2 separate regions of the Homo sapiens genome follow, and region 1 is linked to region 2. A link is a loop called in an ENCODE intact Hi-C map of the cell type or tissue named here. Cell type or tissue: natural killer cell. All regions are shown on one strand. Each heading gives the region's core, and the rest is flanking DNA. Links, peaks and the distances in the headings are about the cores only.

Evidence for each region. A loop is a pair of places that touch in the nucleus more often than their neighbours do. Peaks named below come from ENCODE experiments on the same cell type or tissue, not always from the same donor. Only the 100,000 strongest peaks of a DNase experiment are listed, where the experiment ranks them.
Region 1: it touches region 2 in a loop (3.0-fold over the local background); 9 of 110 quality-filtered maps call a loop at or near these places.

What each region holds. Positions count from the first base shown.
Region 1 is chr6:149,744,813-149,747,623 of GRCh38, forward strand. NUP43 (nucleoporin 43) reads right to left here and starts at 1,717. Exons shown (of 8, transcript NM_198887.3): 1 at 1,564-1,717; 2 at 1,128-1,250. The coding sequence starts at 1,683. RefSeq lists an enhancer at 2,027-2,086. In natural killer cell, for the core only: a CTCF peak has its summit at 1,665; a DNase peak (open chromatin) is centred at 1,769; H3K4me3 peaks cover 986 bases; H3K27ac peaks cover 969 bases.
Region 2 is chr6:149,933,138-149,935,948 of GRCh38, forward strand. LOC105378052 (a long non-coding RNA gene) reads left to right here and starts at 1,376. Exons shown (of 2, transcript NR_134598.1): 1 at 1,376-1,642; 2 at 2,331-2,811. In natural killer cell, for the core only: CTCF peaks have their summits at 1,190 (motif pointing right) and 1,389 (motif pointing left); a DNase peak (open chromatin) is centred at 1,224; H3K27me3 peaks cover 2,018 bases.

The sequences.
Region 1 (2,811 bases), core at 155-2,654, 190 kb before region 2:
GTGACAGTATAAGACTTCGTCTCCAAAAAAAAAAAATGTATCTTTCCTAGAGCTAGATAGCTTTCTTTTTTATTTTATTTATTTATTTATTTATTTATTTATTATTATTATTTTTTGAGACAGAGTTTCGCTCTTGTTGCCCAAGCTGGCGCACTCTCGGCTCACTGCAACCTCTGCGCCCGGGTTCAAGCGATTCTCCTGCCTCAGACTCCAGAGTAGCTGGGATTACAAGCGCGCACCAGGGCTAGGTAGCTTTCTATGGAAAATGCAGGGGCTCTCCACACCAGGATTTGAAAACTTAATTTCGGCCGGGCGCCATGGCTCACTCCTGTAATCCCAGCACTTTGGGAGGCCGAGGCAGGCAAATCACCAGGTCAGGAAATAGAGACCATCGTGGCTAATATGGTGAAACCCCGTCTCTATTAAAAATACAAAAAATTAGCCGGGTATGGTGGCCTGCGCCTGTAGTCCCAGCTACCCGGGAGGCTGAGGCAGGAGAATCGCTTGAACCCGGGAAGCGGAGGTTGTAGTGAGCTCAGATCATGCCACTGTACTCCAGCCTGGGTGACAGAGCGAGACTCCATCTTGGAAAAAAAAAAAAAAAAGAAAACTCAATTTCATCCCCACCACTCATTACTGGTTTTGAGACTTTGGCCAAGTTAAGTTCACTAAATCGTGGTAAATCTTTAAAACGGGAGCACTAATCTCTACTTAGGGAGTTGTTATGAGAATTCAAAAAACAAAATGATGTTATCCCCCTGCACAGTATCTGTCACATAGTACATGCTCAAGATATATTAGTCTCAATTTTCTCATTAGTAAAACAAAGTAACGATACTTGATTCACTGGCATGCAACAATAATTAATTTTTGTAAAGCTCCCCAAACGGTATTTAGCACATAGTCGACAGTCAATTAATAAAAAAGTATGATTAAATCTACATCCCCTTTCCCAGTCCTTTTTCTGCCACTAAATGGCTAAATGATGTTGGGCAAATCATAACTTACAGAGCACTCAGTTTTCTGTAAACGAGGGGTGACACCAGACAACTTTTATGATGCTCTGCTTGTTTAAATGTATTACTCAGGACTTTCAAAGTTAGCTTTTGGATGCTACACAGATTTACCTGTAAATCCATTACATCACCATGGTGTCTGATATCACACAATAACTGATGGTCTCCTTCAAACCCTCCATCAGAGTCCAAGTTTCCAAAATCTCCAATAGACCACAGTGAAATATAATTTTCCTGTAAAACAGAAAGTTTTGTCTTGAGATGACATAAACGTCAACTCTCGGAAAATAAAAGTTGTGCTCCCGTCCGGAAATGTTGCTCCAAAACATCTCAAATGGTATGGTGAGTTTAAAACACAACGAGATACGAGGCTCAGGCATGCCATCACCGGCTCTGAGCTACGGAGCAACCGCGCCTGAGACAGGGGTCCGGGGGACCTAAAAGTGCGAGAAGAACCAGAAGGTGGGAGTTGGCGCGCGGAAGGCCAGGGGTCAGCTCAACCGGAGAGAGGGAGGAGGTAGGGGCTCGTCCCTATCAGCGGCGATACCTCATTGTCCCAAGATCCTGTAGCGAACGTCTCCGCGGTCTGTAAACTTCCCGGAGGCAGCGGTCGCCAGCGGGTTTTGCTGATTTTCTGGGACACAAACTTCGCATAAATTTCCTCCATGCCGAAAGCGGCCGCAGCAGGTACTGCAAAAAGCAAGCACAGTACGCGCCTCTCAGCACCGCCTCTTCCCGCGGAACCCTGATTGGATGGGACTTTAGGACGGAGACGGTGGCTGCAGAGAGTCAATTCTCGTCGATAGCCAGTGTGGGCACAGTCAGTACCTAGACTGAGAGGCCCACCCATCTCACAGAGCAGCTCTGAGCAAAGGCAAGAGCGCTTTGGCCTTTGAGCAGTAGGACTTGCTCCTAATCTGCAATGTCAGTATTTTCTTGTGTTCAATAATTGTGCAGTGTAAAATTTAAGTGCAAAAACAGAACAAAAACAATGCAGTAGAAACCACCTTGAAACCACACCTAAGCAGTTGCAGGTCACTGCGCATAGAAAACGATTCAAAAATCCTTAAATACTCGTGGAAGTACCTCGAATAAAGTGCCAACCTACTATCCCAAACCTCTCCCTCTTGTCTCCCAAACAAATACTTTGCTTCAAAGTTAATACACACTGTCAGAGCCTGGAGTTGGAATTCTGAAAGACTCCAGTTTTAGTTTTGATGCCAATTGCCTAGCTTTGATCAATTCAATTACGTGCATGATTAAGAATGAAGTTTGTGATACCTATTGTCAACGGCCCAGGAATCAGTTTTCTAGGTTCCTTCTGTGCTTTTGGTTACACCTATAATATTCTTCCCTTCCTCTTTACTCCTCAGAATCCTGCCTATCCTTCAAGGATCTGTTCTTTCCTTTACCATTTCCTGACGACCCCAGCCAATGTTGATCTAAATCAACACCATTTTTTTTCTTTTTTAAGACAGGGTCTCTGTGGCCCAAGCTGGAGTGCAGTGGTACAATCTCAGCTCACTGCAACCTCTGCCTCCGCCTCCCAGGTTCAAGTGATTCTCCCACCTCAGCTTCCAGGGTAGCTGGGACTACAGGTGTGCGCCACCATGCCTGGCTAATTTTTTTTTTTTTTTTTTGGAGAGACGGGATTTCACCATATTGGCCAGGCTGGTCTCGAACTCTTGACCTCAGGTGATCCAACTGCCTTGTCCTCCCAAAGTGCTGGGATTACAGGCGTGAGCTAGCATTTGATATCTAGACCACTAATGACATATATTTTGGATATATCTTA
Region 2 (2,811 bases), core at 119-2,618:
CCCCTTCTGTACCCACCCTCTCCTTTTCCAGGGTCCGCCCCAGCCCTTCCTCTGACCTGAAACTATGGCTTCCTTGGCACTGAAGGCACAGGAGCTGCATTCAGCCTCGGGAGAGAGTAGGACAAGGGCAGGTAGTGGAGGTGGTCTTGGCGCAAACGAATCTAACAGCGCCCAGTCTCCATTGCAGATGGCTGCATTTCTCCACATGTTATCTACAAGCAAACCAAACTTACCCCTTTCCTGATTGGTTTCTCACTCTGCCCAACTCCTACTTGAAAATTCATATTCTTCCACCTAACATTTCTTTCTACTTCTTGTCTTCACAATATATTCTGATTTATTGTGCCCAGGAAACACTGGTCTACACCACATCCTAAGTTACCATCTAAAGTGTAGTGAACAAATGGACAGGAAAGAGGCCGCTGCCCCACTCACTGCCTCTCATTTATTCACTCACAGGGTAAGTACAGCCTCAGAACCAACAGTGAGCTGTGCTGTGGATACTTCTCTGAGGAAAACAGACAAAATCCGTGCTCCAGTGGGGACAGCAGGTGAACGTAATGAGCAGGTGCATTGCATCAGGTGTAGGAAAGTGACAGATGATTCAGGTGGTGGGGAGCAAGGTAATGGAGAGGAAGAGTGGGAAGGGAGTCTCCAGGTCCTCAACAGGCTAAACAGGAAGGACTCCCAAAAAAGTAACATGTGTGTCCTGGCTTCATGCCTTCCTGCAGGAGGCAGAGCCCATGAAATGTACTGGAGTGGTCCAGGGAAAATCCAGAAGGTGCCTTTGTAACATTTTCAAGACAACCCTATAAAAAAAGAGTACCCAAGAATGTATTCGTTAAGTAGTCAGGAGCAAACAATAAATATTTATGACCTAGCAATTTTATTGCCATTTAAGAAAATATTTCACATAAATTGAAAAAGTAGTATGTTTATTTCTTTCTTAAATAAGCACAAATGTTTACTAATGGACATGTGTACCTACTGGGCACTGAACAACTTCTCAAACTTTGGAAGCAGATTGGACACAGCCACCCTGATTTCCTATTTCATACCTATTTTTGCAGGGATTCTTGGTTTTTTATCACAGCAACTGTTGAAATCACAGATTGTAAAACTACAATGTCATCTAAAGCAATGGTGCATAGTCTGATGTTGAAACTATAAAATACTTTGGATCAGTACTTCCTGCGGTGTCCAGCAGATGGCACCACTAATCTTTCAAATATTTCAATAAGCCCAGAGGGTTTGCTCACAGTGAGTTTGTGACATCATGGCGGATGAGACAATTGTGACATCATGGTGGATGAGACAATTGTGACATCATGGTGGATGAGAGATCAATAAAGAGTTTATTTCAGGGGATTGGGGCAGTTCCTCTCACCCTGCAGATCAAGATGCCCTGAGGGCAAAGAGCAGAGGGGTGCTCTCTGGTGGCCCAGCAGTTCTGCCCCAGGGGAGAGGTTTCTCTTTTACTACCGCGAAAACCCACAGGACGCTGCTTCATCCCAGAGCCAAGGATACCAGGAAGGAAGGTCAGAGTGAGGAGGTGTCTGAGTGTTTCAGATCACACAGTGACATACTGCTTGATGGCTTCAGAAATCCTTCATGAGCTGGGAGACAGCCCCAGAGGTGACAGGTGAGTGGGTGGGATGGGACAGACACAAGAACTCTCGAGATGACACCCACTTTCTCCCGTGTGTTTATGTATGTCTGTGTGTGCACGTGCGTGTGTGTGTGTGTCTGTATTTGTGCATGAACGTTTGTATGTTTGTATGTGTGTGTCTGTGTGCCTGTGTGTGTGCATATGTGTGTGTGCCTGTGTAGTGTGTGTGTGAGACTGTGCATGCGACTGTGTGTGTTTGTGTGAGACTATGCATGCATGTCTCTCTGTGTGTGTGAGACCACATGTGCATATCTCTATGTGTGTGTCTGTGTGTGTGTGGGAGTGTATGCTATATGTATATGTATGAATGGTGACTTGATTTCCTGTGAAGGGAGACAGGGACCCCAGGACAGGTTCCTGCCCACCCCTCCTTCCCTACCTTCCTTCCAGATATTCCCTCCTCCCTGTGGAAAGAGTCTACCCCAGTAACTAAGGGTTCATTACTGCAGACTTCTCATAGCTCCCCAAAGTTCTATGATATTTGCACCCCAGGCCTCCTCCTCATGCTTGTCCCTCTGCTGGGTGCCCTGTCTTCTCCTCCCACCTGGCCACACTGTATTCTTCCAGTTTCTACAAGAGCAGTCTGAAATGCCACCTCCCAAGAAACCTCCATGCAACTTCCCAAGCAGAATGAGTCACCCCCTCTTCTGCCCTTTCATAGCCCCAACCATCTCGAGGACAACACATCAGCAGCAGCAGCCACGTAGATGTTTGTTTCTGTACCTGGATTCTAAGTGCCTGAAGGACTGGACATATCTGGTTTCTAAGTTCCAGGAGGACTGGACACATCCATCACCCACGTGTAAACCCAGCACCTAGCACAGTGCCTGCCATACGATAGGGTTTAAGACGCATGGGAGGAATCTAATCATCAGACTACCAAAGGGCTGCTAGAACTCAGAAAGGGATCCCCATCATTTGGGGGATGGGATAAAGGTCTTCATTTCTGTTCTTTCCAGCACCAACCTCCATGGCTCCACTCATCCCTGCTCCTTCCTCCTATTAAGATTGGCTGGTCAGGAGAGGGGTAGGGGCAGGAGCAGCTATACCTGGTCTCCTCCACCATCCACGGTGGGGTGCACTCTTGGTGGGACCTGGTGAGCATGACAGCACCTGGGCCTAGGGGACCTGGAGCCTCCACA